Regions from separate parts of the Homo sapiens genome. Here region 1 is linked to region 2. Evidence: chromatin loops called from intact Hi-C (ENCODE). Cell type or tissue: heart right ventricle. All regions are shown on one strand. Each heading gives the region's core, and the rest is flanking DNA. Links, peaks and the distances in the headings are about the cores only. Region 1 overlaps PAK1 (p21 (RAC1) activated kinase 1). Region 2 overlaps PAK1 (p21 (RAC1) activated kinase 1).

The links. Hi-C counts contacts between places; a loop is a spot of excess contacts. Peaks named below come from ENCODE experiments on the same cell type or tissue, not always from the same donor. Only the 100,000 strongest peaks of a DNase experiment are listed, where the experiment ranks them.
Region 1: it touches region 2 in a loop (4-fold over the local background); 1 of 110 quality-filtered maps calls a loop at or near these places.

Annotation. Positions count from the first base shown.
Region 1 is chr11:77,435,705-77,452,535 of GRCh38, forward strand. All of the region lies in intron 1 of PAK1 (p21 (RAC1) activated kinase 1), which reads right to left. Among named protein-coding and RNA genes, the nearest start is that of PAK1, 30 kb to the right of the region's middle. RefSeq lists enhancers at 6,984-7,053, 13,011-13,781, 13,361-13,790. In heart right ventricle, for the core only: no CTCF peak of the experiment used is centred there; no DNase peak of the experiment used is centred there.
Region 2 is chr11:77,375,985-77,392,815 of GRCh38, forward strand. It overlaps PAK1 (p21 (RAC1) activated kinase 1), which reads right to left. Exons shown (of 15, transcript NM_002576.5): 2 at 16,347-16,557; 3 at 3,910-4,010; 4 at 3,257-3,404. The coding sequence starts at 16,536. Among named protein-coding and RNA genes, the nearest start is that of GDPD4, 83 kb to the left of the region's middle. In heart right ventricle, for the core only: no CTCF peak of the experiment used is centred there; no DNase peak of the experiment used is centred there; H3K27ac peaks cover 2,084 bases.

The DNA.
Region 1 (16,831 bases), core at 6,994-11,993, 61 kb after region 2:
TCACCATGTTAGCCAGGATGGTCTCAATCTCCTGACCTCGTGATCCGCCTGCCTCGGCCTCCCAAAGTGCTGGGATTATAGGCGTAAGCCACTGCGCCCGGCCCACATATTTTCTCTTAATAGACATCCCTTATCACTAGTATTACTGAACAAAATAACTGAAAATGGAAGAGGACATTTTCCTCAACTAATTTAAGTAGATTTGTGTGTTTTTCCAACAAACTAAAGGGAAAATGAGCAGACCCCAATGTTTATAATGAAGAGTAAGAAGGCGCTAGAGTATGTGTACATAGGCACTCAGAGTGCAGTTCTGAATAAAGAAGGGTTAAAGTAGCTACTCCAACTGCCTTCTTCCTCTATAATCCAAACTCTGCTTTCTGTTTCAATTGGTAGACCATGACCGCCACATCACCACTGAAATAGGAAGGTGTTCAGGAGAAATAACATGATTCCCAGTTCCAGGTTGGCAGGGAGAGTAAGGTTTCCCTGTTTCTCAGCAGACACTTACTCTATGGTTGGAGGCCACACCAGGATATCACTGGTGGGCAACCAAAGATGGGAAGGAGAAAAGAACAGCTGTTTAATACTTTTGTTTACAGAAAAGAAAACCAACAGATTTGGCTAAGACCACAGAGCAAAATCATATAGCTCTAATCATGATAGGCATGTGGCAAGCAGCACTATGTTGTACAAAGAATTCTGGGCTTAAGGATAGAAAAAATCAGATCTAGTCCCAGAAGTGCTACCAAACTGCTATATAATCTTGACTAAGTCAATTTATCTCTCTCTCTTAATTACCTCTCATGTGCCTACTGATTCAGAATTTTCATAAAGTGACTACTGCATGCAAGACACTGTGCTGGAATACTGTGAACAAAACAGAGTCCTACATTTATGTAACTTATAGGATAGAACACTGCAGAAGTCAGATGTTAAAGAAATAAACAATCTAATTATAACATAATTACAACTTGTGATACACAGCCAGTGCCAATCAGGAAGTAAGATATGCGTGGGAAAGCACATATGCAGAAGAAAACTTCACCAGCAAACTCCAAATTACATATCAGAAGAAGCTTCTCTCAGCTCTCCCTCCATCTCAAACAGGGACTCAGTATTTCTTTGCTGTACAGTATGTCACCTGACTGCCTGCTTCTTAGTATAGCTGGAAGCATCATGGTCAATCACAAATAAACTAAAATGCGCGACAGATGCCAGTCAGTTGCATCAGTTACTATGAGATTTTACACAAGCCTCTTTCTCTGAGTCTGTTTCTTTATCTATAAAATGGGGATGATACTACCTATTTCACAGTACTGTTCTGAGGATAAAATAGGAAAAAGTCGTCTGGAAACTAAAACAATGAATTGGGATAACAACACTAAATCATTAAGATAAAGAGGTAAATCATTTACTCTAGTGTGCCCTCAACATTCAGTAGCAGGTTAGGCACACAACAGATCTATGCCTATCTGTTCCCATCTGTAAAACAATGATAACATCAGAACTCACTTCACAGAGTGATTGTAAGTATTAAATGAGATAACATATAGGTCAGGTACTTAGCACAGTCCCTGACACATACTTAGAAAAACATTAACTGCTATTAATTCACTTAACCTTACTTTCCTTCAATTTCCTCATCTGTGAAACAGTGATAGTAAGAGTACCTAACTTATACGATTATTATGAGGATTAAATAAAGGCTTAGAACAGTGTCTGGTACACAGTGAGTGCTAAATAAGATTATAATAATATTATTAATTTTATCTTTTAGCTGTCCCCACAATTCACATGAATACAGACCACTGGTTCTCAACAAAAGTTGATTTTGCCTTCCAGGTGACATTTGGCAATGTCTAGAGATGTTTTTTATTGTCATGTCTTGGGGAAGAGGTAGCCACTACCGGCATCTAGCAGGCAGAGGACAGGGATGCAACTAAACATCCTATGAGGCACAGGACAGCCCCATACTCCCCAAAGACTTATGCGGTCCAAAATATACACAGTACCAAGATTGAGAAATTCAAATATAGACTAAAACAAATCAAACAAAAGTTCTCTCGTGAACTCCTCTGAACTCTTTAAGAGTATATGGATCTCCCTTCTAGACTTTATTAGATAGGTATAAATGTTTTCGATATCTCCAAGACTTAGAATGAGCAAGTAATCTACAAAAGAATAGATATTCAATAGGAAAGCCAGCACTGGAACTGAGGTCTCCTGATTCCCAGACTTGTGCTGCTTCCAAGAGCTAACTCAACAATATGTCTCAGGTACCTCACAAGCATTTCCTTTCCTTCTCCCTCTTCTCCTTGGACTACCCAGTTTGAAAACAACATCTATTTCTTTTCCAGCATCATCAGAGGTCAAACACAGCACTGGCCTCTGTCCCCACCCTCCCCAGTTAAAATACCTTCCCAAGGACCTGTCCTTCTGGGGAAGCCCCAGGACACTTACAATCATGGCAGAAGGTAAAGAGGGAAACAGGCACGTCACATAGCCAGAGCAGGAGCAAGAGAGAGGGGTGCAAGAGGTGCCACACACTTTTAAACAACCAGATCTCATGAGAATTCACTCACTATCATGAGAACAGCACCAAGGGGATAGTGCTAAACCATTCATGAGAAATCCATTCCCATGATCCAACCACCTCTCACCAAGCCCCACCTCCAACATTAGGGATTACAATTAAACATGAGATTTGGGCCCAGGACACATATCCAAACTGTATCAAAGGCTTGCCTCCAAAACAGACAATGAGCTTCTTTAGGTGCTCTATAAATGTTTGTGGATGGAGCCCTTTACCTTCTCGTGTTAGGCTGAAGAACAACTTGATATTTTTAGACTGAAATCTGTGTAATTTTAACTAATGCTGTTGCTCCCAATAGAAATCTCAAGGTACACAGGTCACATGGCACTTAAAAATATATAGTTTTAGAGCTTGGTAACAGCTTCTCTAAAAGAGCTGTTTATGGAAAGACATCTAGGTCTTGCTACCAGGAAACCACAGTCCTAACGTCAGTTCTGTCACAGAACCTCTGTGTATGACATTGGGCAGATGGCTTTACCTCTCTGGAACTCAGTTATTAATCTATAAAATGGTGATTAAAATAGACTATATGATCAGTAAATTTCTTTCTAGTACTAGTACATTCTGCAAGCCTATGAAAAAATAAATTATTTTAATAAAAACCACTCACCCACAAAGACATGAGGATGAATTTGAGGCTCTAGAACTGAGCTCCTGGGTCTCTGTCTTGCCTGATTCTCTTAGCTGGAGGCAGAGTGGAAGAGTCACACCCAATGGTCCGATATACATCATTTCATTTGCCTAAGCCTGTTTCCTCATGTGAGAGGCCAGTGATTCGAAGCCATGAAGAGCATGCTATCTCCTCTATCTTTTAAATGTTAGGACTTTGGCTTTTAAGCCAAACTAAACTTTAGTTTAGTTTTTAAAAGAAAAAGCCAAAATATCTAACCAAGAAAATGAGTGCTTCTACTCTAGTTTTAAAACTAGAAGCCCTATAGAGGAGCATGCTATCTCTTCTATCTTTTAAAAGTTAGGGCTTTGGCTTTTAAAACCAAAAAGCCAAAATATCTAACCAAGAAAATAACTGCTTCTACTTCTAGTTTTAAAAGCCAAAATTATATATATACATAAAATAAAAAATGAAAGCCAAAATATCTAACCAAGAAAATGCCTGCTTCTAGAAGTACAGGGCTCACCAACATGGAAGTACACAGATACTGGAAAACTACCTGGCAGGAACTTTGAAGAGAGAGTTCAAACATGGGTTAAAGGTTGTGTTAGATGCCCCTAAAGGGAAATTTCAGTCCCTAATATTCTACAATTCTCTTTTCAGACAATTACAGAAAGAATAACCCTTAGCAGACTTCTAGAGAAAAAAAAATACCCAAGGACTTTTCTGGTCCTATCCTTTCTCCTGCCCTCCTTCTATGTCTCTACCTCAGTACAATGGGTCATTCACTTCCAGAGACATCATGGCTATACTGTACTTGCCTTCTCTTTTCTGGGTTTAACATATGGAGAGGGAAAGAGGACTAAATTGTCAAGGAAATTTAAATTGTCAAGAACCATCAGGTGCCTGGGTCTGTATCAGGGAAAATTTCTCAGGAGAGTGGGAAGGTATAAGATTGGCTCCACTCAGCAGTACCTAAGCTCAAGGTAGCCACTGGCTTCTCAGGTCACACAAATCAATGGCCCTCAAAGCATAAAGTTAGAAACCTAGTATGGATATTTAATCCAGCCCCAGTCACCCAGACTAGTCTAAGGTACACCTGTCATCGGAGAATCAGGTATTATAAACTTAATCCCCGGTGCCTCCACAGGTAACGTTGGACCATTCACTGCTTCACTCTGAGCCAAGTGTAAAATGTACCAATTCCAAGTATAAAATGAATATATCAGAAAAGATCATTTGAAAAATTTCTTCAGTACTGATTTTGTTACTCTGCTATAAAATGGTATTTTTTAGAATTTAATTAGCATCTATCCTAAACTTTCAAACATACGAGAACAAAAATAGCCAGGTGCAGGGCCTCGCATCTATAATCCTAGCTACTGAGGAGGCGGAAGCAGGAGAATAGTGTGAGGCCAGGAGTTTTGAGACCAGCCTAGGCAAAATAGTGAGACCCCCATCTCTAAAAATAAAAAATAAAGAACAAAAATAATAATAAATACTTAGCACCTACTATAAGGGCACTTACTATAAGGGTAAGTACCATACTTAACATGCCTATATCCTTTAATCTTCACAGCAATCCTAATTTATAAATGAGGAAACAAACTGAGAAAGGTTAAAAAACTTGCCCATAGTCACACAGGTAAATAGAAAACCTGGAACTTGACTCACCTCTGCTGATTCTAAATAGAACTCTTAGAATCTTTCTACTAAACCATTAATTTCCAGGCTTCTATTCCAAAATAGAATATTTACTTGGAAAGAAAGAAAACAGACAGTAGGGAAAAGATGATTAGAGATAAGCTTCAATCAGCTAGTAAAGACCTGCTGTATACAGCAAGGGAAATAACAATATGCATTGAAGCCACCAAAAAACAAGAGACCTTCTAAGCTGCTGGAAGCAAGATTCATCTGAATTCCTCCCACCTCTATCTGCCCCTCCCACCTCTACCTGCTCCTCCCACCTCTACCTGCTCCTCCCACCTCTACCTCCTCCATTAGTTTGTTCTCCAAAAGCTAGATGGGCTTGGGGATCCATATAGGCCAGGGAAAGTATGTTTACAGCTAAATAATCCAAAGGAGGCAGAGACCAACTTAGAAGACCAGTCCTTCTCACCTGCTGCTAACTCACTTGACCCCCTCCTCTCCCAAGAGGCCTGTACCATACTCTGCCTTTCAAGGGAAGGCCTTTAGCCCTGCAGACCTGGATCCTGTTCCTGAAGAAGCTTCAATCAGCTTAGAGACAGGAGATGCAGCCATCGGTATTTAATGCCCATCTCTCCAAATACCGTCTTAAAAAAAAAAAAATCTAAAGGAAAGAAGGTGAGGAAAAGGCCTAAGTTTCTTAGAGACATCTAGGTCCATTTCTCTGCCATCCTATCTGTAAAAAGGAGGGTAATCCCATACCCCTTGGGCTAGTCCTTGCTCAATGGCATCAGAAAAGCCAACCCATTTCTTTTCACTGAGAAGTCCTTTGAGAATTCAATCACTCAATCCAGTGGTTTCCAAGCTTTTTTGTAAAGTCTCTCTACCTCTTTTTCCAATCAAATCTTACAGTAATGCCAATATTTCAACAGACGAAAAGTAGAGCTTCTCTGGCTGAAATGGAGGTGGATAAGTTCTATTTCCTCAGCCTCTTCTCACCTCCCAACCTTACCCAGGTAGCTTGTGAGGCTCCACTTCAAAGCCCTAGTTTAACACTTCCTTGTTATACTTAAGGAAACTGCAGTCCAGAGAGAGAACATGACTTAGGATCACATGGTCAGTTAGTGGCAAAGCAAGAACTCAAACCCAGATGTACTGACTTCAAGGTTAGCTGATTTCCCATCTCATCACTACTCCTTTGAGATGATCATGTAAAACTGAATGTGAGTTTTTAAAAGCATTAAGTATTGGAGATGCACAGTTTCATCAGCTAATTTTCTCCACAAGTAAGAGTCAAAATGCTCAGACCTGCAAGGACCAAATCACCAGGTAACACCCAATAGCAAAGAAATCTTCTTGTGTTCCCGACCCTCACGAAAGTGTCTGGTTGCTGGTAAAACAGGCATGGTTGTGTTACCAACTTAGAAAAATTAATAGTAGAAAAATGAGACCCAGAAGGCTTCTGAAGGAATCCCTGCTCCCTTCACCCTCAGAAACTATCCCTTAAAGACATATGGGAATTCTCCTCATATCCACCATGCCTGGAACATGGAATAGAATCTTAACCTGTTTATTAAAGTTAATTCCTTAATACATGATATGTATAGCCTGGTCTCAAAATTTTTCTACCACTGTGAAAACCACTACTTGGAGGTAGCCAGCCTCTAAGATAGTACCCTATGTTCCCTGTCTCCTGGTATTTGCATCCTTGTAGAGTCCTCTCCCACAGGGTTGGTCTATGTGACTGAAAGAATACAACAGAAGTGATGGTATGTCACTTCTGAAGTTTGATTACATTAGACACAGCAGCTTCTGTTTTGATTACTCTCCTCTCTCTTGGATCTCTTCTTTGAGGAAGCCAGCTGATATGCTGTGAACTGCCCTGCCCTATGGACAGGCACACATGGCAAAGAACTGAAGCTTTTAGCCAACAGCCAGGAAGAAACTGAGGCTGGCCAACAATGAACGGCATGAGTGAACTTGGAAGGAGTTCATTCCAGCCCTGCTTGAGCCTCCAGATGACTGCAGTCCTGGGCAACAGTTTGGCTGTAACCCCATTACAGACAGTGAAGCAGAACCACCCAGCCCAGCCACTCTAAGATTCCTGACCCTCAGAAACTGTGTGAAATAATAAATGTTTATTTTTTTAAAACTGCTAGTTTTGCAGGTAATTTGTCTACACAACAATAGATAACTAATACAACCATCAAACTAAGGTTTCCTGGGTTAACATCAGAAAGCCCCGATCATGAAACCAAAAGTCCAGCCGAAATGAAACCCAAAGCCTCAAGGCTTGGGGCTTCTCCTTAAACAACAACAGTCTCTGCTGCTTATTCACAAGGTGACCTTGTGCAATTCATTTCATCTCTCTTAGCCATGGTTTCCTTATTGAAGATACAGAGATATCACCTTCCTTGCAGATTATTGTGAGGATTAAATGAGAATAGTTTCTAAAAGTATCTAAAACAGTATAGAATTATACAAAGTAGGCTGGGCCTGGTGGCTCATGCCTGTAATCCCAGCACTTTGGGAGGCCGAGGTGGGTGGATCACGAGGTCAGGAGATCAAGACCATCATGGCCAACATGGTAAAACCCCGTCTCTACTAAAAATACAAAAATTAGCCGGGTGTGGTAGCGCACGCCTGTAGTCTCAGGATGCTGAGGCAGGAGAATCACTTGAACCCAGGAGGCAGAGGTTGCAGTGAGCCGTGATCACTGCAGCCTGGCAACAGAGTGAGACTCCGTCTCTTAAAAAAAAAAAAAAAAAAAGAATTATACAAAGTAAGATTGTTATAATAGACTGTGGAAGACTCCCCAGCAAGCCCATTCCCAACAGCCACCACAAGGAGATGGCTCTGCTCAGTGAAGTCAAATGGAAAGGCCTCTACTACAACCCTTATCCAACTGTAATGTAAGTATCCCCCTCTATTACTGCCCCTCATAATAACAAGAAGCCATAATCACCAGTGCTTATTAGGTATCAAGCAAAATGCTAAGTACATTTACATTATTTCCCATGTAATACTCCATTTTACATACAGGAAAACTGAAACTTAAGAGGTTAAAATGATTTGGTTATTAATGGAGCCAGGATTGAACCTCAAATTCATGCAACTCTAAAGACCATGTTTTTTCCATTAATTCAGTAAGCTTTTAATGACACCAAGGGATCTCGAAGTATCCAAAACAGAAGGCATTCAGGTACAACTTAATAAAAGAAAAAGGAAGCAAAATCACAGTTCAAATTAATGAGAAAATTAAAAGATTCAGAAGGTGAGAATTCTGAACCTGTCTAGGGCACCAAGCAGCTGTGATATCTTCAGCAAGTTGTCTGTCAATGAAAATAAAACACCCCTCACATTTACAGTATATAGTATTCTGGAGTCTACATAGCATTTTGAAATATCTGCAAATATTTTATTGTCACAGCAACACTGGAGAGCAGTTTCAATTATCTCTCTTCTATAAATGAGCAAACTGAGACTCAAAAAGAATTCCAGTGACTTACCCATGGTTATTAAACAGATGGAACTTGCCAGACACAATATACCTAGATTTCTTTATTCTCAGACATAATATACCTAGATTTCCTTATTCTCAGAAGAGATGTACTTGAAACTGGAAAGTTTTAGGGAATGGCCAAAAGGTCACAGCAAGGACAAGAATCCAGTTTCCTTCTTATTCTCCTAACCCAGTGAGCTGCAACCAGGTACGTAAACCTGGAGAGCTCTAAAAAAAAAAAAAAAAAAACCCGACGCCTGGGTCCCATACCAACCACCATCCCCCAAATTTAACTTATTTGGTCCAGGGTGGGACGTGGGTATCATCAGGAAGCTTATATTTTTAAGTTTCCCGGGTGTGGTCATGCTCAAAAACTATTGGCCTAACCCCCAGAGCCACAGATTGAGAAATGTCCTGATTCACCCTCGTTTTCTAATGTGAAATTCTCTGAGTGAAGCCATCTAACTCTTTGTAAACTCATCACAATTACGAAGCAAAACATCTTCTATTATTGTGAATGGCCATGTAAGTTAAAATAATTTAATTTCTGTTGCCTAAGAATAAATTGTTATATACCATGCAATCAACATCTTAATGGTCATGACTAGAAATGTGGCATACAGCAACAAAATTGCTTCTAGAAAAAGAAAAGCTGCCCACAATAGTATAATATACACAAAAACAACTAAGTAAAAAAACTGAAGTTGTCTTTTTCCTCCAAATGTCCCTGTTTGGGGGATCTCAAAACTCCTTGGTTCCACCAAGATGAATTCACCTCAAGTGTCCTCTGATGGAGGTCTGAATACTGCAAGGACTTATCCCACAATATCTCTACTTCTCTCTGCTAATCCAAATCCTACCTGACCAAGTTCTTTTCCTGACCATCCAGCCTACTGTTATGGGTTGAATTGTGTCTCAAAAAAAAAAAAATGTTAAAATCCTAACCACCAATACCTTAGGATTGACCTTATTTGGAATTAGAGTAGTTACAGACGTAATCAAGTTAAAATGAGGTCATTAGGGTGGACCCTAATCCAATATAATTGGTGTCCTTATAAAAAGGGGAAATTTGGACACAAGAGACAATCACACACAGAGATAAGATTAGGTGAAAGGACAAAGGGAAAAGAAGCCATCCATAAGCCAAGAAAGGCCAGAGGGTAACAGAAACTAGGATAGAGGCCAGGCACCTCCAGAGGTGGACCTGCAAAAACCTTGATTTCAACCTTCTGGCCTCTAGAACTGAGAGACCACAAATTTCTGTTTTTCTAAGTCACCCAATCTGTGGTACAGCAGCACTAGGAAACTAATACAGCCACCTTTCTCTAAACTACTAAAGTTTGTACCCAGTTTATTTGGTGGCACTGTTCAATTTATTTTTAGTGTATATATCCTACATTCTTAATGAAATCAAAGTTTTTTAAGGGCAGAAACACTATTTTATACTTCTTTGGTATCATCTACCATTCTTAGGGAAAAACTGACCTCAGGCAAGGTATTCAGGAAACATTTGCTCTCTTGATCACTTTCTGGAAAATGTTCAACAACCACTGTTGTTTTAGAATGTGATAACCAGAAAATCACTTTTCCTACTTCCCTAATTCTGTTTCACACCGGAGTGAGCTATTTAAAAATCTACATTTCTCTTCATGAGCTTTTTATATACATAATATCTATCACATATAGAATCATGGACTGTTTGGGGCCAAGAGAGAGCTTAAAGATCATGTAGTGCAATCCTGAAGCGGTATCTTCTTCAACTTACAGATACCACTTCTCCCTTCTTGATCGTAAATGCCCTATTCTCCCTTGTCCGTTGTATTAGTTATTGATTTACAGGGCTCCTTCTCATCACCCCACCCCCACTATACAATAAGCACATTCAGGGTTGAAACTGTCTCATTCATCTTTATATCTCCAGTACTTATCACAGTTCATAGTACATGCTCAATCAACAGTTCCTAAAGTATTATTTTCTCTTTCTTTGCCACTAGTCTGCAAGCTTCTCCAAGAAAGGAAGTGAATCTTAGTCATCTTTGTATCTCTAGGGTCTAGCACTAGCATGCAGCAGATAATAAATATAATATTTGTTGTTCATGATATTAAAATGTTTGACTCACTGTCTCTATGCTAGGCTGTGCTGGCCTATCCTTTATTAAGAAGCTCAGACCCAGGCTGGGCACGGTGGCTCACACCTGTAATCCCAGCACTTTGGGAGGCCGAGGTGGGTGGATCACCTGAGGCCAGGAGTTCGAGACCAGCCTGGCCAACATGGCGAAACCCTGAATCTACTAAAAATACAAAAATTAGCCAGGCATGCTGGTGCAGGCTTGTAATCCCAGCTACTCAGGAGGCTGAGCCATGAGAAACACTTGAACCCAGGAGACAGAGGTTGCAGTGAGCCAAGATCATGCCACTACACTCCAGCCTGAGTGAAACAGCGAGACCCTGTCTCAAAAAAAAAAAAAAAAAAAAAAAGAAAGTTCAGACCCAAGGTCATATAGTTAATAGATGATGGAGCTAAGATTTGAATCCAGAACATCTCATTGAAAGGTCTATCCTCTCATGTACTTTCATGGTAAAGTTTTTATAACTCTAGATATAAATGCAACTTCAGTTTTCTATTGGTTTAACTTCCTTTGAAGTTTGTTTCTAGTTAAAATTGGCAGATTGAAAACACATTTACTTATGTTCCCTCCCAAAATCACTCTAAAATGATGGTAAAGCTATAAAAGAGGTATGAACCTCAACAATAAAGAGAATGGGTGAGGGGACATCAGACGGTAAGAGATTTCAAAAACTGTTTAGAATAATAGTGAATAGGGGAGCTGTGACAAAAAGAAAAAAAAAAAACAAAAAAGGAGAGCAAAAGAAGCTGTAATCTAGAGCCTTGCATAGTCCCTGAGCAGCAAAGATGTGTGGTCCCTGTACAACAGGATCCCTTCACCTGGAAAGAATCACTGGATTAAAACACATAAAGACATAGGAAGTATAAATCATTTACCCAAAACCACACAGAGATAAGAAGAGCTAGATCCTATTTTTGTTACCTTTCTATAACACATCCGCTATTAGCCAACTTAAAAGAATATAGGATGAATCAGCAGCCCATGCCACAAAACAAGGAGGCAGAGGTGTTTCCCAGGGTCTACATTTTGGCCTTCTTTACCAACTCCAAAAAGGTCCTTTGTGTTTGGGCTCTCCCTGGTGAGAACCTGTTCAAATAGTTGGGATAAGAATCCCATTATTCCCATTGTCTGATTCTATAGCTCTGAAAGGTAGGTTACCAGCACCTAACAAAAATAGGACAAAACTTGGAGGCGAAAGATTTCATAAGCACTAACACTGTTTCAAGTCAAAGCTGAGCTCATCTATCTTGCCCGTGGTAGTGTGAGAGAAGCAGCTTTTCATCCCTTTTTAGAACAGAACATGTCCAAAGGTAGGTGTTGTTATATCTGCTAACAAGATGAAACAGATTCTTTTTTTTTTTTTCAGGGGAAGTCTCGCGCTCAGGCTGGAGTGCAGTGGCACGATCTCAGCTCACTGCAACCTCCACCTCCCGGGTTCAAGCGATTCTCCTGCCTCAGCCTCCCAAGTAGCTGGGATTACAGGCGCCCACCACCACGCCCAGCTAATTTTTGTATTTTTAGTAGAGACGGGGGTTTCATCATGTTGGCCGGACTGGTCTCAAACTCCTGATCTCAGGTGATCCGCCCACCTCAGCCTCCCAAAGTGCTGGGATTACAGGCGTGAGCCACCATGCCCAGCCAAAATAGATTCATTTTAAAATGCCAAATTACAGAATTGCCTACAGTTGCAATTAAGGCATTAATAACTCTAGGGCTATTTCTTAATACACAATTATGAGAGTACCACAGCTATTTGCTCCTCATTCCACCACACTCCCATTTGAACTCTAGTCCATCACTGCATTAAACACATCTACATACTCAATTTGTGTGTTTTTGATGTGCACAGAAAGAATACTGAATTAGGAGTCAGAAGAATAGTTCCAAACACAACTCAAGCTTTGGAATCAGCAAGCTTGGGTTTGAATCCCAATTCTGTCTGAGTTACCAGCTGTGAGATCAGAAATTAATCATTTAATCTCTCTGGACCTCAATTACCTCATATGTAAAATGGGAGACTCATATGGGAAAAAATGGAAAAATATGTCAGAGACCTGTTGTGAGGATTGGGAATATTTATTAGGCAACTTGCACAGCAGTAAGTTACTCAATGCGTGGTACTTTCCTCTTTTATTGACCACCTGGTATTTGCTACGTATTTCTAACCTTGGAAGGGTTGTTTTGAAGAAGTGTTTAAGGAGAGGTAGAATATACAAATTACATTAATTACAATACAGTACAACACAAAATATAACACAGTACAAATATAATATAAGAAATGATGTCATAGCCATTACAACAGAGTAACACATAAACACTGAAGGAAGAAATACTAATTCTGCCTGGCACAGGAGGACAATGTCAGAGAAGGCATCAGAGACAGATATTTGAACTTGGTCTTGAAGGTTGTTGAGTGTAAGGACAGCAAGCAAAGGAAAACATGTTAAACAAACAAAATGCTATGAGACCCAAGTTAAGGGAACATGAGAAAGAATGTTTGGCTTATTTCAGCAATAGTGTGAAAACTTACAAAGAAGTGATAGGTTATACAGAACCAGAAATAAGATTAGCATGAGGAAGGGACTACCCATGGGAAGTTTTTTGTGGAAAGCAAAGTGGTATAATAGGCAAAAAGAGGTAGTCATTTGAGAAACTCTTGAAACTATTTAGCTGGAGAAGAACAGTAATAAAATCACTATTGTGATTATAAAGAATTGTCATGTGGAGGAAAGGTTGAATTCATTTTGTCTGACCCAAGGGACAGATTTAAGAAGGTGGATAGAAATTAAAAAATGATATTATACAAAAATGGCTAAGGAATATTAATGATATACAGGGTGAGTGTTTGAAATTTAAAAGAAAATGTCCCTCCTGTACGTTTTGAAATTAACCCAGAAAGCTCGAAAGAGAAACTCCTTCAATCTTAGCCTGGGCTAAGAACCCCAGGCTTTCTCTTCCTCTTTGGGGACAAGACTTGACTTGATGGGCCTTTGGTGCAACCAGGTTTGAGGAAGGTGCTTCCACCACTTCCTGAGGCCTTACACAATTCAATTCAACCTCAAAAGGGAACACTAGCCCACACAGAAACAGCTTAAAAAGAAAACTAAAGAAGGCAACGACTTTAAAGGAAACTAGGCAGTGCGCTTAAAGAGAAAAGGGCAATGGGAACAACATGAACATCAGAGGCATCAACTATCTGTTCTCATGTTAATGAAGGAAGGAAGAGCAGCAAGACCATTCAGTTCAACATCTCACTGTACACATAGAGAAACTGAAGCCCAGAAAGGGGATAGGGCAGGTAAAGCCAGGCATGAAAACAACTTAACATAAAACGTTAGAGTTCAGGCAGACTCTTTTATCATCTCACTTTTCCTCAAAATAACACAGTGAAGGAGGTGTTATTTTCCCAATGAGACACGAAGATCTTTAAAGCATTACAATGTTTGTGTTAGTTTTCCTTATGGGTTGCTGGAATGAATAATGCTTTCCTTTTCAATCCTATAGGTAAAAAAAAAAAAAAAAAAAAAATCACCCTAAGGACTGGAGCTTCTCCAGGGAAATAATGTGGACTAGGAAACAGTTTCTCAATACCCTCACCCCAATTCCCCTATTCTATCTAGGACTTTCCAATGTATTACATATTCAATTTTTTAAAAATTCTGTTTTAGCCCCTGTGCTGAGAACAGGGAGCAAAAATTCAATCAGACATGCATCTTCAAGGAGCTTCCCATTCTGAAAGCATAGACAAGCATGACAATCAATGATTATCTTTTAGTCATGAAGACTTGGTTTCAAATCCTGGGTCTGCCCTTTACTAGCTAAGGCAAGTCATTTCCTTTCATCTAAACTTCAGACTCCTTTTCTGCGAAATTGAAGGCAATACCCTCAGTCTAACTCAAAGTATTAACTTGTGAGTATTTGGAAAGATAATTATTTAAAGCACCCAGCAGAATGTCTGATCCACAGTATATATGCTCAGAAGGTATTTACTGAATTAATGGCTTACATAAAAGTATCAATTCTAGGGGTAGAGTTGGGAAGAAAGAACATCCCAGCATTATGTTTTCTCATAACCCTGGACCCACTGAGAGAATGATGTTTACCTGATCATGTGGGTTTCATGCTCCCCAACTCTTGTGCATTAAAGCCACAAATACCACCCCAGCATTAAAAACCCGAAAGAACCTGGCAGGTCCCACACAATGACTAGGGATGAAGGAAATAGCTGTCTGGCCTGACCATATTTGCAAAGGGAAGTAGGCAGCAGAGCAAGGCCTAAAAAACCCAAGACCTGAAATCCTGCAAATCCTTATGATTAAAGACTAGAAAATCCTTGTTAAATACAAATATCTCTGCAAGGTGAAGCTGGGGTGAAGAATTAGGAGCCATTAGGGATTTATGGAACTCTATGGGCCACAGAAGTTCTCCACTTTAGATAGATATTATTTCAAAAAAATACATTGGCATATCTACTGTGGGTCAGGTGTTGAAACAGCAGAGGACTTAGACATGGTTCCAGTTTTTGAGACACTTAGAATAACAGAGACAGAGATCACAATGAAAAATGGTTTCACCACTAAGGTCCTGACATACTGCTATTCAGTGGGCTGCAACTGCCTGCAGAAGTGACCCAAGTTTCCCAGTTACCAAGTTTCCTCCTCCTCTTTTTCAATCCATTTACCACAAAACCTGCCATCTCTAGAGGCCCTTCTCTGGGCAGAAGAGCTTGCCTATGTGCCACAGGAGTTTAGAATGGAAATCTGACTAACAGCAAAGCTCATACCTTACACCACCTATAGCCTCTGGAATCAAACTCCACAAAACACTTTAAAACCACAGAACAAGAAGTTCTGATGTATTTATTTTAAGACTTTAGGGAAACCATTTGAGAAGACAGAACTAAGTCTTCTGAGAATATCTCAAACATTTACTGACTACCTATTATGTTCCAGCCACCACTTTGATTCTTTATAATGGGGTTCAAGACATGCTACCCCAAAATATGACATCTTAGCATATGAGAAAACAGCAGACGCAAGAAAGTATTCTCACTCTCAGCTTCCCCTCACCCTTCTCCCCTGAAGCAGGTAATCAGATCCTCATTCAAGAGGTACCCTCCTTATTCCCAGAGGAAAGCCTCATTTTTCTCTGAAGACACAGGGACATACAGAAAAATCTGAACAAACCAGCCTTGCTAAGTTCCCTCCAACCCTGATCCTATTACCATTACATCATACCGCCTTTGTCCAATCATATTTCTCCAAGACTACCCACTTCTTCCATCAAACCTAAACATAAAAATACACAAGTTTGCCTGTTTCTTTGCATCCTCATTTCCTTATGAAGGCTCCTATGTCATGTAAAACTTGTATTAAATATATTTGCTTGCTTTTCTCTCGTTAATGTCTTTTGTTTTTTTTTGTTTTTTTTTTGAGACGGCGTCTTGCTCTGTCGCCCAGGCTGGAGTGCAGTGGCACGATTTCTGCTCACTGCAAGCTCCGCCTCCTGGGTTCATGCCATTCTCCTGCCTCAGCCTCCCGAGTAGCTGGGACTACAGGCGCCACCACCACGCCCGGCTAATTTTTTGTATTTTTAGTAGAGACGGGGTTTCACCATTTTGGTCAGGCTGTCTCGAACTCCTGACCTCAGGTGATCCGCCTGCCTCGGCCTCCCAAAGTGCTGGGATTACAGGCGTGAGCCACCACGCCCGACCTCTCTCGTTAATGTCTTTTGCTACAGGAGCCTCAGCCATGAACATAGCAATGGGAAAAATATTTCTTTTCCCCTACATTTATATATATTAATGTCCTCAAAACAACCCTGTAAGAGAGCTATTATTGTCTCAATTTTACAAAGAAAAAACTACGTTCACAGAAATTAAGTGACTTGCCCAAAATCACACAGTTAATAAGTGATGGAGCTAAAAATTCATAAGTAAATTGGCCACGTCCACTTTAAAGTCTTCATTTCATTTTTTCCCCTGCATCTCACATTTCATTCTAATGATAACGCTGTGAGGCAGAGTATCAACATAATTTCATTTTATAAATAGGAAACTGGTGCTTAAGGAAGTGATATTACTTTCTGAGAAACAGGTCAGTAAGTAGCAGAGCCACAGTTTGTACCCAGATCTCATGCCCTCAAATCTGCACTCTTTACACTACCCCACAATTCCTCTTACACTTGCCTTGCAGAGAGGTGTAGTAAAAATATACTTAATAGGGAGTCAGAAGTGCTGAGATGTGGTCTTGACTCTGTAACTAACTTATATAATATTGAATGAGCTGCTTTTCTTCTCTTGGCTTCAGTTTCTCATTCATAAAATAAGGGTGTTGAATTAGACATCTCCT
Region 2 (16,831 bases), core at 6,187-11,186:
AAATCCAGAATAGCTAGCAGTATTCTGGAGAAATAAATTCAGGATATACTTTAAACATAATTCGTTTGTTTTTTCTTGTCCAAAAGACTATAGACTATCAACTTTGGCAGAGTACAACACTATGCCTTCACTGCACTACCCCCAACTTTACGTACTGCTAGTATTTTTGAAGATTGGGTATTTTGGTAATAGGCATACTTGTTATGTCATATAAAAATAAGTAAACACTCCCTTTAAAGGTGATGAACTTCTATATATCAAAATCAAATTCCAAAGCACAGAATGATGGAACAGAAAGTGCTTCCAGCACTTTCATTTTACAGATGAGCAAAATGAGGTGCAGAAAAGGAAAAAGATTGGTTCAAGGTCACGTAAGTCAGTGGCAAAATAGGGCTAAGACCCAGTTGAGTTGTCAATCTAGTCTACTTTTTCCCTATTACATTAGCTACTAACAGGTATAAAAAATTAAGTGTTGCCAGGCACATGGCTCACGCCTGTAATCCCAGCACTTTGGGAGGCCAAGGTGGGTGGATCATGAGGTCAATAGGTCAAGACCAGCCTGGCCAATATGGTGAAACCCCATCTCTACTACAAATACAAAAATTAGCCAGGCATAGTGGCATGCACCTGTAGTCCCAGCTACCTGGGAGGCTGAGGCAGAAGAATTGCATGAACCCAGGAGGCAGATGTTGCAGTGAGCCGAGATCGCGCTGCTGCACTCCAGCCTGGGTGACAGAGTGAGACTCCATCTCAAAAAAAAAAAAAAAAAAATTAAGTGTTGAAAAAATAGAAATACTTGACAAAAAAATTAGCATGGAAGATTGTGCTTCGGTTATAGGCAGCAAAGGAGTTAAAGGCCCAACTTAAAATACATTTCCATCATGTATCAGCTGAGTCACTTGGGGTATGTCATTTAACTTCTCTGAGCCTAATTAATTTCTTTGAGTATATAAAATGAGCATAATAGTCCTTGCCCTGCCAATCTAAGGCCATCATAAGAATCACATGAGGGAGCCAGGCTCAGTGGCTCACACCAGTAATCCCAGAACTGTGGGAAGCCAAGGTGAGCAGGTCACTTGAGGTCAGGAGTTCCAGACCAGCCTGGCCAACATGGTGAACTGTCTCTATTAAAACACAAAAATTAGCTGGGGGTGGTGGTGCATGCCTGCAGTCCCAGTTACTCAGGAGGCTGAGGCAGGAGAATCACCTGAGCCCAGGAGGCACAGGCTGCAGTGAGCCAAGATCACACCACAGGACTCCAGCAAAAGAATCACATGAGGTAATTCACATGTGAGCATATACAAATGAGGTAGTATTATCATAACTAATAGTATAAGAGGATGGTAAATAGGGAAAGGAGAGATATGACACTTAAAAAAACCTATACCAAATATGCAATTTTGCCTAGAGTTGGCCCTAGTCTTCAACTTATAGAAAATTAAAATTCTTGCATACATATATATACATGTGCACAAATTTATACATACAAAAGTAGATGTACACACGTATCTGTACATATACACTCAATATTATTCATATGTGCATGCATGAATGAACATACACATAATTACCTGAATGTTTATATTTATACATATGTTCGTTCATGAATACCTGAGTGGACTTTATCTTTGTTCATGAATACTTAAGTAGGCTTTAATTCCAAATATATGCAAACCCACAGGGCTATGTCTCTGTTTACATACACATTTACATGCCACTAGCACATATTTACATACATACATGCAGGAAAGATCCTTGCAAAGACTTGGCCACTGAGGTTTTCAAAGACAGCCTCTAACCTGATGTTTCCATGACAAGTTCCTTAAACACAAACTCTAATTTCCTGACTAGAAAACTTTCCCACTCAGTAGCCCTCCAGCCCAATTCCTCCTTGAAATGACTCAGTCCCTCAATGGAGTAAGTGAGACAGACTCAGCGGGGCCAGACGAGAGGAAGGAAATACTGCTGGGCACATGCATGGCCCTCTCCTGGGCACCACCATAGCAGCATGAGTGAAGCTGCAGCCTGTCATCTCCACCATCTGTGCCCTTGAAACAAGCCAGATACTGGCTGGGGAAAGCATCCTTCAAAATTCACTAGTTCATCCTGGTTCTCACCTTCCCAACAATACTGCCATTTGAAGGAGGCAACATGAGTAAAGAGCCTAGAAATTAAAAGATTAGCCCACTATTAATTTAGCATATTAGAAAGGCCTTCTTTGGTTCTCACACCTGCAAAACAATGGAAAGCTGGTCCGCTGTGGAAGGAGAGCCTCCAAATAACATTATTAGGGGCAAGTAGTAAATTCAAAAGGTGATGTTACAGGAATTAGGAGACCTGGGTTCTAATCCCAATTCTGCTATTAAAAACACTCTGAAAAATATAGTCCCTTCTACCGAGGGTACATCTAAAGAAACTTATTCTTTATTGGCCTGTTTTTCATTTAACTAATAAAAATTAGTTCCCTGAGGAAGACATACATTAATGTTATTAAATAACTAATAATAATATTAACAATAATGATGACAATGATAGCTACATTTCTATGGTGATGTTTTACAACTTATAAAGAACTCTCACATCAATCAGCTCACTTATTTCTCACTATAACCTCTTTTTTTTGAGACAGGGTCTCACTCTGTTGCCCAGGCTGGAGTGTAGTGGTGTGATCCTTGCTCACTGCAACTCCACCTCCCAGGCTCAAGTGATCCCTTCTCCTCAGCTTCCCAAGTAGCTGGGACCACAGGGATGCACCACCACACCCGGCTAATTTTTGTATTTTTTGTAGAGACAGGGTTTTGCCACGTTGCCCAGACTGGTCTCGAACTCCTGACCTCAAGCGATCCTCTTGCCTTGGCCTCCCAAAGTGTTGGGATTACAGGCGTGAGGCACTGCGCCCAACCATTTCTCACTACAGCCTCTTGAGATAGGAATTCCCATTTTGAGATGCAAAGAAATGAAGTGACTGGTAGAACCTAGTAAAGGTCAGAATCTAGACCTTCTAGCATAAAACCTGTGTTCTCTCTATATAATACCATGCTATTTTTAAAAAAACGTGTGCAGTGACAGAGTGAAGACTCAAGTTTGATGCAAAGTCCATCATCTTGGCTGTCAAATTCCAAAATTCCACGTTAAAGTGCCACTTCCACTCTTTCCACTACTTTCTTCTCTCATCCCAGACTAATAGGCATGTGAGCTTTCCCACCCAGATTAAAACCATCTCTTGCTGAGACTGCCCTGGACGCAGTTCTCATACCTGTAAAGCTCATGTATTTCTGGCTGTTGGATGTCTTCTTCGAGTTGTAAAACTCCAACACATCCAGAACAGCCTGCGGGTTTTTCTTCTGCTCCGACTTAGTGATATTTGATGTCTGAAGCAAGCGGGCCCACTGCTCTGGCATTCCCTGTAAGAGAGACATGCAAGACTAACAGGAAGGCACAGTCACAGGGGAGCCTGAAAGAACATCAGAGCTAACTTTGACACTTGCTAGCAGCAAAAGATGCATTTATTAGTCATTCCTTTCTCTCTATACTCTCAGAGTTTACACAAGCCTCTTTTATAATATCTTTCTCATTGAATTAGTCATTTCTTAAGATGTCTGCTCCTTCACCAGGCTATACCTCCAGGATGGTAGGATAGGATGTTGTTCCTGCATGATCAGTGCCCCACACAGAGCCTGCTACCAAGCCTACCATTTAACAGAGGTTTATTATTTAAGGAACGGAGATGGAAAGGCTTCTCTGGATACAATTTTGGCGATGAAAGTGTCCCACTCATGAACGTGAGAAAATTGTAATCAGGGTCTCAGGCAAAGATAGAAGCATCAGGAAGATGAGAAAGGGTTGAATCTAACAGTGCACAGCCAGAACTCTAAAAGACTAAAGACCTTTCTGTGACCCAGGACTTACCGTAAACTCCCCTGTGACAGCATCAAAACCGACATGAATTGTGTGTTCAAAATCTGAAGGGAGAGAAATCTCTGGCCGCTCTTTCTCTTTCTTTTTATTTGCTGCAAGAGAAACAGGCAAAAGGAAATAAAAAACAGGAACATTATTGTTTTTAGGCTTATTTTAGCTCTTTATTGAGCTGTAGTCTCCTTGAGAGGGCAAAGTCTATCTATTAATATTTCACATATGTAGAAGAGCTCAGTTACGGATCTGGATTGGAGCAGATACTCAATGCATGTTTAAAGACTTAATTTCTTGTTGAACTAAAGTACGGGAGGTGGCCGGGCACGGTGGTTCATGCCTGTAATCCCAGCACTTTGGGAGGCCAAGGCAGGCAGATTGCTTGAGTCCAGGAGTTCAAGACCAGCCTAGGCAACATGGCAAAACCCTGTCTCTGCAAAAATACAAAAATTAGCTAGACATGGTGGTGCATGCCTGTAATGCCAGCTACTTGTGAAGCTGAGGCAAGAGGATCATTTGAGCCCAGGATGTAGAGGTTGCAGTGAGCTGAGATCACGCCACTGCATTCCAGCCTGGGTGACAGAGTGAGGCCCTGTCTCAAAAAAACAAAAAACAATAAAATAAAGGGAGAGGCAAAAAGATCGTCTGTCAGAGTTAACAGTTCTGGTTTTACCAGTAACTAGCCAGTTGATATAGAGTAAGTCATCTTTTTTGTGAAGCCCTCCTTGATCTCTAGGCTGGGTGGTTCTTTACCCTCTCTGTTCCCACAGCACCCAATATATGTAATAGTAATTGACTATTATAAGTGTTTATCTTCCATACCAGACTGAATTCTAAGTGCAGAGGCCATGTCAAATTAATCACAGCTTCCCAGAGGCTAGCACACACCTGGACAAAGTAGGTGCTCAGACAGTAAGTGAAGAAAGGAAAAAATGACCAGACATTTAACTCAACTGGGCAAGGAGTTTAAAGAATCTGCCTAAGACACAAAAATTCTCTCCAGGGCAGGAATAAATGTTCATTTCAGCAGCTCTGGCCTGACTTTCACAACACTTGTTACCCAGCACCTGTGAACCTTATTTTAAAACCCTGCTGTCTGGGAGCTCAACACACTAACCAAAAGAAATTCTGAAGTTCTAACACCTCCACAGACCCAGCAAAACCCTGATAAAAGGTAGCAAAATGAGAAGGAAAAAACAAAAAGGTCTAGAGTTCAAGCCAGTTTCACCTCTACCTCACCACAGAGTGTGTGTGTGTGTGTGTGTGTGTGTGTGTGTGTGTGTAGAGAGAGAGAGAGAAAGAGAGACCAGGATCTCTGCTTTCTCATCTAAACAAGGGAGAGGATGAGCTAGATGATCTTAAGGGTCCCTCAAGCACCTACATTCTGTGAATCTATGAAAACAAGAAACTATGCTTTCTCAAAGCTCTGCAGTTAAGATTCCTTCCTGAGATGGCATCCCACAGTTTTAAATAGGTATTTCATACATATCATCTAATACAATCACCACAATCCTGAGGTAAGTTTTACTTGTAGATTAGAAAATTTGGGAGCAGACTTGCCTACAATCATTAAGTAATTAAAATCCAAAAAGTCTGGCATCAAAGCCAAGGCTCTTCACATTCTATTTTACCTCCCCTAAAAAATTTCAAGTTGAATCAAGAAAACATACTTCAGTGTAGTAAGAAGAAATGACATTAAGAACTTGCCATGTATACAAACCATGATGTCAATATAGTATTTTTCTTCATTCTTACAATCCTACAAGATAGATATTACTACCGTCATTCTTACAATCCTATGAGATAAATACTACTACTGTCATTTTACAGATGAGGAAACTGAGTAATTTACTCATACAGCTACTGAGAGCTGGGATTTGAACCCAGGTCTGATTCCAAACGTTCATTCTTCAGTATCTTAATGAGAACCATTTGCCTACATGCCAAGTGCTAGGGTTTAAGCTATTTATGCACTTGGCAATTTCCCTCTCAGAAGCAGCTGCTTTGAGAAAGAGAAGGCTAAGGGGTATACCAGGGCCCCAAGTCAAGCAGTCCTTTATGACGTAAGTCCATCTGTCTTTCTCATAGCCAGAATGCACTGGAACATGTGGCAGGGCTTTGGAACTACTTTCTGTTTCTAAATTCCCTCTGATCTAGTCACTTAGGGAAGTACAATTATATTTGTGTTTTATTTCAATTTTTATTTTCTATATCTATGCATGTTTATACATTATTTCTATTATATATAATTGATATACTATATAATACATCACAGGCATGAACTGTCAAATGCATAAGAAACTTTGGTAAAGGAGACCCAAAAAGAAAGTTAGCTCAAAGCATGAGTGGTTTACAGAAAAGAGTTCCAGAGAAATGAAATCATTTAATACATGAACACACAGGGTAATGCTAAAGTCAGCTCTGCTTCTACTGAGCACTCTTTACCCTGCAACCTTTGAATATACCTCACATATTCCCACCTCCAACTTTTTGCTTGCTTTTTCTTCTCCTTGTTTGGAATGCTCTCTTCTCCTTCTCCCTATCTCAGCAATCTTTTAAAGACTGGCTCAGGTCCCACTTTTTCCAGGAAGGATTTCCTGACCTTTCTTCTTCCTGTTAATTCCCAAGACACTGAGTCTGCTACACCACCAAGCATCTAGTCATTTCCTATCTTATATAATTCCTTGCTAGTTTAAAAATCCAAAATGTAAGCTTCTTGAGGACCAAAATTACCACTTCCAATTACAATCCCTGTACTTCTGAATTTCAATACAGCACATGGCTTACTTAGTTGAAGAACACTCTAGAAAATATTAGGGAATGGCCGGGCACGGTGGCTCACGTCTGTAATCCCAGCACTTTGGGAGGCTGAAGCAGGCGGATCACTTGAGGTCAGGAGTTCAAGACCAGCCTGGCCAACATGGTGAAACTCCATCTCTACTAAAAATGCAAAAATTAGCTGGGCGTGGAGACACATGCGTGTAATCCCAGCTACTCAGGAGGCTGAAGCATGAGAATAGCTTGAACCAGGAGGCAGAGGTTGAAGTGAACTGAAATTGTACCACTGCACTCCAGCCTGGGTGACAGAGTGAGGCTGTGTCTCAAAAAAATAAAGAAAGAAAATATTAGGGAGTGACTCTAGAGACCATGATCCCATTCCCTGAGGAAAGAGGCCCAGGGATGTAAGTTGACTTGTCCTGATTCACAGAGCACAGGACTGTAGTCTACCTGATCAAGTCTTTCACTCTTTATTATACCCCTGATCCCTACTGAGATTTGACTGGTATCAACTACTAACTGAAATAACAGTTTAACATAGATTAGACGCGGAGTACAAGAATAGCAATGACTTGGTTGAAGTGGGAGAGGAGAGAAGTAAAAGGAACGGGGAAATCTAGGTGGCAGGATTTAGCTTGGGTACTGTGTAATTTTTTTTTTTTTTTTTTTTGAGACAGAGTCTCACTCTTGTTGCCCAGGCTGGAGTACAATGGCGTGATCTCAGCTCACTGCAACCTCCACCTCCCCGGTTCAAGCAATTCTCCCTGCCTCAGCCTCCCAAGTAGCTGAGATTACAGGCACCCGCCACCATACCCAGTTACTTGTTGTATTTGCAGTAGAGACAGGGTTTCACCATGTTGCCAGGCTGGTCTCGAACTCCTGAACTCGGGTGATCCACCCACCTTGGCCTCCCAAAGTGCTGGTATTACAGGCATGAGCCACCACGCCCGGCCTGGTACTGTGTAATATTTAGACTGAGTATTCACCAGTTGGGGATCACCAGCAGAAAACAGGATTCAAGAGGCAGGAATACAGGAGAGAAATGGAGAAGTCATACAGTCCCAGAGCCACCTGGAACCCAATTAATCCCTTCTTGGAAGTAACAATCATCCCCTTCACCTGTGTACAGCCCTTCACCAAGCTCTGCCAGTCACTGTCTCACTGGCTCATCACCACAAACCCAGGAGCTAAACAGCTGAGGTCAGGGAATTAAAAGAAATTTCTGTTAGTGGAAAGAATCTCAGAGGAAGGATTCAGTATTATTTTTGCCAGTAACTCACTGGGTGACCCAGGGAAAGTCTGAGTTTCAAGTCTTCAATCTGCAAAATAGGACAATGGTGCATGCTCTGTGTACAGAAGAAGGTAAGTAATAAACCACTCTTCTGGAGAAGATAATACCTGAAAGAAGTCATAAAGGATGAACAGGGGTTAGCCAGACCGAGATGGGAAAGGGCATTTCCAAAAGAAACAGAATAAGCAGAGGCCAAAAGAAGTAAGCAGTGTGATCTTTCTTCCATCTTTCCACCTGCTCAGCAAGTCAACCAAATTTCATAAACTCTTACCAGATTCACAAAGCACATGACTGCAGGCAGGAAGGCACTAAGAGCTTCGGACTGAGGGAAGACACAATGGAGAAAATAAAGCAAACCTAGGATCCTGATGGTCCCATATCCCAGGGATATAGTATCCCTGGGACTACTGCTGCAGTTGCAAATTTTTTATGATGACTAGAAGTATGTCTGCAGGAATCTGATGAAAACTTATGTCTACACAAAAACTTGTATGTGAATGTTCACATTAGCTTATTCATAACAGTCAAAAAGTGAAGGCAACCCAAATGTCCCTCAAGTGACGAATAGATAAAATGCAGTACATCCATATACTATTATTCAGCCATGAAGAGAAATGAAGTCCTGATCCATGCTACAACATGGATGAACCTTGAAAACATTATGCTAAGTGAAAGAAGCCAGTCACAAAGGGCAATATACTGTGTAATTCCATTTATATGAAATGTCCAGAATAGGCAAATCCATAGACACAGAGTAGATTAGTGGTTGCCAGGGGAGAAGGGAGAAGTGAGGAACGACTGCAATGAGTATGAGGTTTCTTTCTGGAGTGATGAAAATGTATTGGAATTAGTTGTAATGGTTGTACAATCTTATGAATATACTAAAAACCACGGAATTGTACATTTTAAGATGGTGACTTGTATGGCATGTGAATTATATCTCAATTTTTTAAAAAAAAGTGAATGTAATTTACTATATTAAGAAAATAAAGAAGAAAATATATATAATCAATTCAATTAATGCAGAAAAAAGCATTTGCTGAAATGTGATATCAATCATGATTAGAAACTCTTAGCAAACTAGGATTACAAGGGAATTTACTTAATCTAATAAAAGGTAATTACCAAAAACTGGAGCAAACATTATACTCAATTCTAAAATGCTGAAAGCTTTTCCTGAGATTAAAAACAGGAGAAGGGTATTCCTCCTCACCACTTCTATTCATCATAGTACTGAAGGTATTAACCAGTGCAATTAGGCAAGAAAAAGAAGTAAAAGGAGAAGGATTACAAAGAAAGAAAAAGAACTATTACAATTTACAGATCATGTGCTCATGTACGTGAATACAGAAAACTCAATAGAAAAACCTTCATGTCTCTGAGTAGGTAAAGATTTCAAAAATAGAACCACAAAGCATTAGAAAGGAAATAATTAATAAATTTGACCACATTAAAATTCTATCTCACATCATGCCAAGCATCTGTCTAAGATTACAGGGGAATTTACTTAATCTAATAAAAGCTAAGAGCACAGAAGATATTTGTAACATATATAACTGACAGAAGACTTATATCTAAATAAGGATTCCTACAACGATGTTAAGAATTCTTGGCTGGGCGCAGTGGCCCATGCCTGTAATCCCAGCACTTTGGGCAGCCGTGGCGGGTGAATCACCTGAGGTCAGGAGTTCAAGACCAGCCTGGCCAACATGGTGAAACCCCGCCTCTACTAAAAAATACAAAAATTAGCCAGGCGTGGTGGCAGGTGCCTATAATCCCAGCTACTCGGGAGGCTGAGGCAGGGAGAATTGCTTGAACCCAGGAGGTGGAGGTTGCAGTGAGCTGAGATCGCGCCACTGCACTCTAGCCCGGACAACAGAGCGTGACTGTCTCAAAAAAAAAAGAATTCTTTAAGTTACAGGAAATATATGTGCTTTGTAAACTAAAGAACTTTACAAACATGAGTTGTCATTAATATAAAAAACTGTTAGGTTTCTCAGCCCATTCATTAAGACAGAGAAACTGTGGTTGAGGTGAGAAAGAGGAAAGAATCATCTTGATTTCATGTATCTAGAGATCTTGGGATTGAGAAAATAAAGCGGGAAAAGAAGCTTCCAACCTCACCCATCCCAACTTTAACCCTATCTTTGACCTAGACCACTTGGCTTTCTGATAGCATGGGAAATGAGGCTGACACTGCAAAATCCCATGTCTTGGTATAGCCATCAAAGTTTCAGCACAAATCACTGGCCTTTTTTAAAAAAATGATTTTTAAGCAGCACCTCTCATTGGCTCCACTGAGCTAATCTGAGCTCAAGGCAGTAAAACGTTCCAAACTTGGAGAGATAAACACTGACATAGTCCAATGTTAAAATTAACTTTGCTAAACTCTTCCCAAGCTCAGAGAATTCCACTTTGCTTGTGAAAATGCAGCCAGAAAAAGATTTCAAACTAAATGCTGAAAGACTTCTTAGAATAAACCAAAGGCTCCAGATCCTAACCACAGGAACCAGGCTTTCCCACATGGAATTCTGCAACTCAGCATCACCTATTACAGGCCCTCAATTACAGCTTCTCTTTCCAATCATTTATGCATCCCCCAGGCACATACTGAGGCCATGCTAGAGAGGTCAGCATTAGGTAATGCCCAAAGACATTCTACCCACTGGCAGCTCAAATCTCAACCATTACTACAGCCTACAGATCATTCTTCTTTCTCATCTCCCAAAAATCTCTCTAGAGACCCAAGACAACTCCTCTAGAAATTCTGACTCCAAAGGTCTGGGTGGAATGCAGGTATCAGTATTAATTAATTAATTAATTATTTTTGAGACAGAATTTTGCTCTGTCACCCATGCTGGAGTACAGTGGTGTGATCTCAGCTCACTGCAACCTCTGCCTCCTGGGTTCAAGCAATTCTCCTGCCTCAGCCTTCTGTGTAGCTGGAATTACAGGTGCCCACTACCACGTCCAGCTAATTTTTGTATTTTTAGTAGACACAGGGTTTCACCATGTTGGCCAGGCTAGTCTTGAGCTCCTGGCCTCAAGTGATCCACCCGCCTTGGCCTCCCAAAGTGCTGGGGTTAAAGGTGTGAGCCACCACGCCCAGCCTTTTTTTTTTTTTTTTTGTAATGGAGTTTCACTCTGTTACCCAGGCTGGAGTGCAGTAGCATGATCTTGGCTCACTGCAACCTCTGCCGCCCAGATTCAAGCGATTCTCCTGCCTCAGCCTCCTGAGTAGTTGGGATTACAGGTGCCTGCCACCACAACCGGCTAATTTCTGTATTTTTAGTAGAGACAGGGTTTTGCCATGTTGGCCAGGCTGGTCTAGAACTCCTGACCTCAAGTGATCCGCCCGCCTCGGCCTCCCAAACTTCTGGGGTTACAGGCGTGAGCCACTTGCACCCCGCCCTGTATTTTTTAAAAGCACCATAAGTGAGTCCAACATGTAATCAGGGTTGAGAACAACTAAGAGAGATAGTTATGTTACAATGGAACAGATAATTTAGGAAGACTTAGTTCCATACTCAGCTCTCCCACTTTCCACTTGTGAGACCTTGAGCAACTTACTTTTCTCTAAGCCTTAGCCTCCCCAACTAAAAATGAGTTGTTGTAGGTATCAAATAAAACAATAAATGAGGTTTCCATTTTTAAAAAACAAACCTCCTATTTGTATTGCATTTTAGTTTAGAAAATGCTTTTATATCTACTATGTCAAATGACAAAAGCCTACTAATGATATAGGATGAATGGGAAGTGAGGATATTGGAATGAAATTTAAAAAATAAATCAGAGTTAACAAATGTCAGTGGCTGGACTCAATCTGTGTTATAAGTCCAGTTCCAGACATAACTCTATGCAGCTGGTATAAATGCTCAAATACTACATGAAGGGCATATACCACTTCAAAGACTACCAACACTGCTGTGTATCCTTATAGGACTAAGTTGAGTAGCTTACTGGTTGATCAAAGGCTCCAAACAAAAGAAAAACACCTCAGACTTCTTTCATTTTGATGTATGCATTAGTTATAGCCATCAAGGGTCTTAAAGCAAAGGGATGAAACCTATGTGCCCAGGGCAAATATAGAAAATCTGTAACCAAAGGATGAAAGATAGTTAGATCATTTTGCAAGAACTTCTTATAACTCTGTATGTTTTCTACCTCTATGTTTTCAGCCTGCAGAGATGCAGTTTTGATCTTGAGGCTATGAGATGTATTTTCAGATCAGATTTAGCCTAAGGTTACTTAGATTTAGCCTAGGATTTTCTACAGCTGTATCATTGAATAAAGTACTTTACAATGGCCTAGTTTCTTTTCACCTATATAGACAAGCCTGATCTAACCACGCCTTTGCAACATCACATTTATGTAATTATAGGATTCTATTTTATTTTATTTTGTTTTTTGAGACGGAGTCTCGCTCTGTCGCCCAGGCTGAAGTGCAGTGGCGCAATCTTGGCTCACTGCAAGCTCCGCCTCCTGGGTTCACGCCATTCTCCTGCCTCAGCCTCCCCAGCAGCTGGGACTACAGGCACCCGCCACCACGCCCGGCTTATTTTTTGTATTTCTAGTAGAGACGGGGTTTCACCGTGTTAGCCAGGATGGTCTCCATCTCCTGACCTCGTGATCCACCCGCCTCGGCCTCCCAAAGTGGTGGGATTACAGGCATGAGCCACCGTGCCTGGCCAGTTATAGGATTCTAAAGCTAAAAGAAACTGCACATGCCTACTGCTCTCTCTCCTTTTCTAGATGAAGGCACTGACGTCTACAGAGAAATAATTGACCCAAATCAGACAGCCAATTTATGGAAGAACCAATACTATAATCCCAATATCTAGACCCCCACTTTCCCATTTAGCACATAAGATTGTCCCTCCAGGTTCCAATGATGTCTGAAGGCTCTGCTTCCATCTGCTGTTTCAGACTGGAATCTTCTTTTTTAAAAATCAGCTTTATTGAGATGTAATTCACTTACCAAACAATTCACCCATGAAGTGTAAAATTCAATGGCTTTTAATATATTCAGAGAGCTGGACAGGTATCACCAAAATCAATTTTAGAACATTTCATCACTACAAAAAGAAACCCCACCCCTCTTAGTAATCATCTCCTAGTTTTAATTGCCTCTCCCTCTCTGCAGCCCAAGGCAACCGCTAATCTACTTTCTATCTATGAATTTACCAATGCTGGACATTTCCTACAAATAGAATCATACTATATGTGATCCTTTGTAACTGGCTTCTTTCACTTAACACAGCATTTTCAAGGGTCATCCATGTCATGGCACGGATCAGAACTTCATGTCTTTGTTACCAAATATTTCATTGTATGGATATTCCACATTTTATTATTTATCTATTCATCAGCTGATGGGGTATTTGGGTTGTTTCTGCTTTTTGGCTATTATGAATGCTGCTATAAACATTCATGTACTGCTGGTAACTCTATGTTTAATCTTTTGAGGAACTGCCAGACTGTTTTCCACAGAGGCTGCACCATTTTACATTCCCACCAGCAATTATGAGGGTTGCAATTTCTCCACATCCTCACTAACACTTGTTATTATCTTTTTTATTATAGCCATCCTAGTGAGTGTGAAGTGGTATCTCATTGTGGTTTTGATTTGCATTTCCCTGATGGCTAATGATTTGAGAATCCTTTCATGTGCTTCTTGGCCATTTGTATATGTTCTTTGGAGATATGTCTATTTAGATATTTTGCCCATTTTAAAATTACTTGTCTTTCGGTTGTTGACTTGCAATAGTTCTTCTTCACATATTTTAGATACACATCCATTATAAAATATGTAATTTGGGAAATTTTTCTCCTTTCTGTGTGTTACCTTTTTGCTTTCCGGATGATGCCCTTTGAAACATAAATGTTTTTAGTTTTGATGATGCCTACTGGATGAGAATCTTATTACCTTTCTAGTTTGAGTCAGCAAGAACAATTTAAACTTTTTAATTTAAAAAGTCCTCTTTCACTACATGTAGACACTTGGGCTGAAAGCCTATTTATAGAGATCAAGAACACTGGTTGATAAGATACAATATTAAAAATAAATACACATCTAAATTGAGGGATAAACAAAGTGGCTACATATGTGGAAGAAGACTGCAGGGCATTTAACACTGTCTCAGATCATAGCCCTTGTACCAAGGAAGTTGGCAGCTACTATATGAATGAATTAGTCAGGAAATCAAGGTTAAGCACCTTACCCATATCTTTTATTTTATTTATTTATTTTTTGTGAGATGGAGTTTAGCTCTTGTTGCCTAGGCTGGAGTGCAATGGCGCAACCTTGGCTCACTGCAACCTCCGCCTCCCGGGTTCAAGTGATACTCCCAGCCTCAGCCTCCTGAGTAGCTGGGATTATAGGCGCCTGCCAGCATGCCCAGCTGATTTTTTGTATTTTAGTAGAGATGGGGTTTCACCATGTTGGCCAGGCTGATCTTGAACTTCTGACTTCAGGTGATCCACCCGCCTCAGCCTCCCAAAGTGCTGGGATTACAGGCATGAGCCACCACACCCGGCCTATTTTATTTTTTTAAGACAGGATCTCACTCTGTCACCCAGGCTGGAGTGCAGTGGCATGATCACAGCTCACTGCAGATTCAAATTCCCAGGCTCAAGCAATCCTCCTGCCTCAGCCTCCCAAGCAGCTGTTACTACAGGCACACGCCACCATGCCCGACTCCTTTTTTTTTTTTTTTTTTAGTAGAGACAAGGTCTTCCTATTTTGCCCGGGCTAGTCTCAAACTCCTGAGCTCAAGCAATCCTCCCACCTCGGCCTCCCAAAGTGTTGGGATTACAGGCATGAGCCCCTGTGCCTGGCCTTCTTTTCTACCCAAAGCCACCAAACCCAAAGGGAAGTGAAGGTGAAGTAGAAGGACTCATACACATAACGATATAAGCCCAATGTACTCATTAAAAGTCCTTATTATTTCTCATTTCACTTGTACGACATTTACAATACATGAGATCTGCTTATAAGACATATCTATATAAAGACACTACAAATGCAATGTGTCCAAAATAATCATCTTCCCTGCTCTCCAATCACCAACACTCCTAATTTGTTCCTTCTTTCTATGTTCCCTATTGGGCTAATGACACTACCATCTACCATCTCCCCTGATCCGTAGTTAGGCAATTATATTTTTCTACAACATGAGATATTTTCCGCAATCTACCATTGTGCTTGTTGTATCTGCCCTACTGTTTCAGAATCTCAGTTCTGATTTTACCATGTAGTCTACCAGCTATGCCTCCCAGTTTCTATTCATCAACAAAGGAGTAAAGAGACAGAGACAAAGGAGTAAAGAGACAGAGAACTAACATTCAAATACCTTCTGTGTGGAAGGTACTCTATTAGGAACTTTGTATGTAGTCTTCACAACAACCCTGTGAAATGATATCTCACTTTTAAAATAGGAAACTAAATAAAGGTCAAAGCAGTTAACTGACATGCCTAAGATCAGAAAGCTGGTAAGTGGTGACCCAGCTCCATCTAAACCAGAAGCTCATGGTAACTACTTACACACAGAAAGCCAGTATCTTTAGCATGCCATAAGAACAGGGCCCACAAATATAAGGAGAACTTTACTTCAGAGCAACAGCCACTTAAATCAACATTTTTGGTACCAAACAAAAGTCATCTTTTGTTGTGGACACCAAAACCTTTATTTTACAACCTTGTCTACGAGGATCTTGGTGACTTTTTCATATACACTATTAAATCAACAGTGTTAAAATCAGTGTTAAAATCACCACTATTCATCATATGATTACTCTTCTATTAACAGAAGTTTTATCAATAAAAAGGAAATGAGGCTGCCCAGGATAATTTATTCATAGTAAACTCATGCTGAATGCTAGTTATCTCTGCATCCTTTTCTCAGCTGTTACTTGCCATTCTTACTGATACGTAGTCCCCAAACCTGAAAGTGGGACCAGGAAGCTGGAATAAAGAAAAGGCAATCAAGATTTTGGAAAGAAAACATTTCCAATTGAAACTAACTCGGGGGGAAAAAAATTCCAAATAAAGACATTTCAATTTTTCTTACATTTTGTGGCTTCATAAACAGTTTAAGAATTTAAAAATAAATAAATCACTTCAGATTGTCCCAAATCTGGCAAGAGCATAATTATTCTCTTACAGTTTTGCTCAGATATAGTTAATAGAGTATAAAAATAGGTCTATTTTCCATTTTGCTTCAGCCACTGTAGGGAGAAAGGGAAATATTTAACCAGAAAGAAAACATTAAAGGAAAATTAAGTCAAAGACAACAGATCTTTTATCCAGGTTACCCAAAATAATTTTTTTAAAGCATATAAATGATGAGAAGAAAATCAAATACTATACTTTTATCTCCAGGTAAAATGGATCGGTAAAATCGGTCCTTCTTTTTCTTCTCCTCTGGGTTTGGAGGCAGAGGTTTAGAACCATGGTTTAGGGTTCCAGCATCTTTGCTGCCGGCTCCAATCATAGTGCTGGTATTTCTCATCGGAGGGGCTGGGGGTTTGTCTTGAATGTCTAGGCCGTTATTTGACATTGTCACCACCAGCAGCAGCTACTAGAATCAGAAATAAGAACAATATAACTCTTTTATTATTTTTGACCAAAAGGAAATACATGTTAAAAAATTGCAAAGAATCAAAATTATACAGCCCTTCCTTCAGGGTCTAGCTCAAGTCCTTCCACTGCACACCATGATATTGCTAACACTCACTGATGTAAATGCCTACTATATGCCAAGCACTAATGAAAAATCACAATATCTTGCTTTTCTTTGCATTCCCATTCTGAGACATTGCAAAGCACGGAAAACCATTATGATGTAGTTGAAA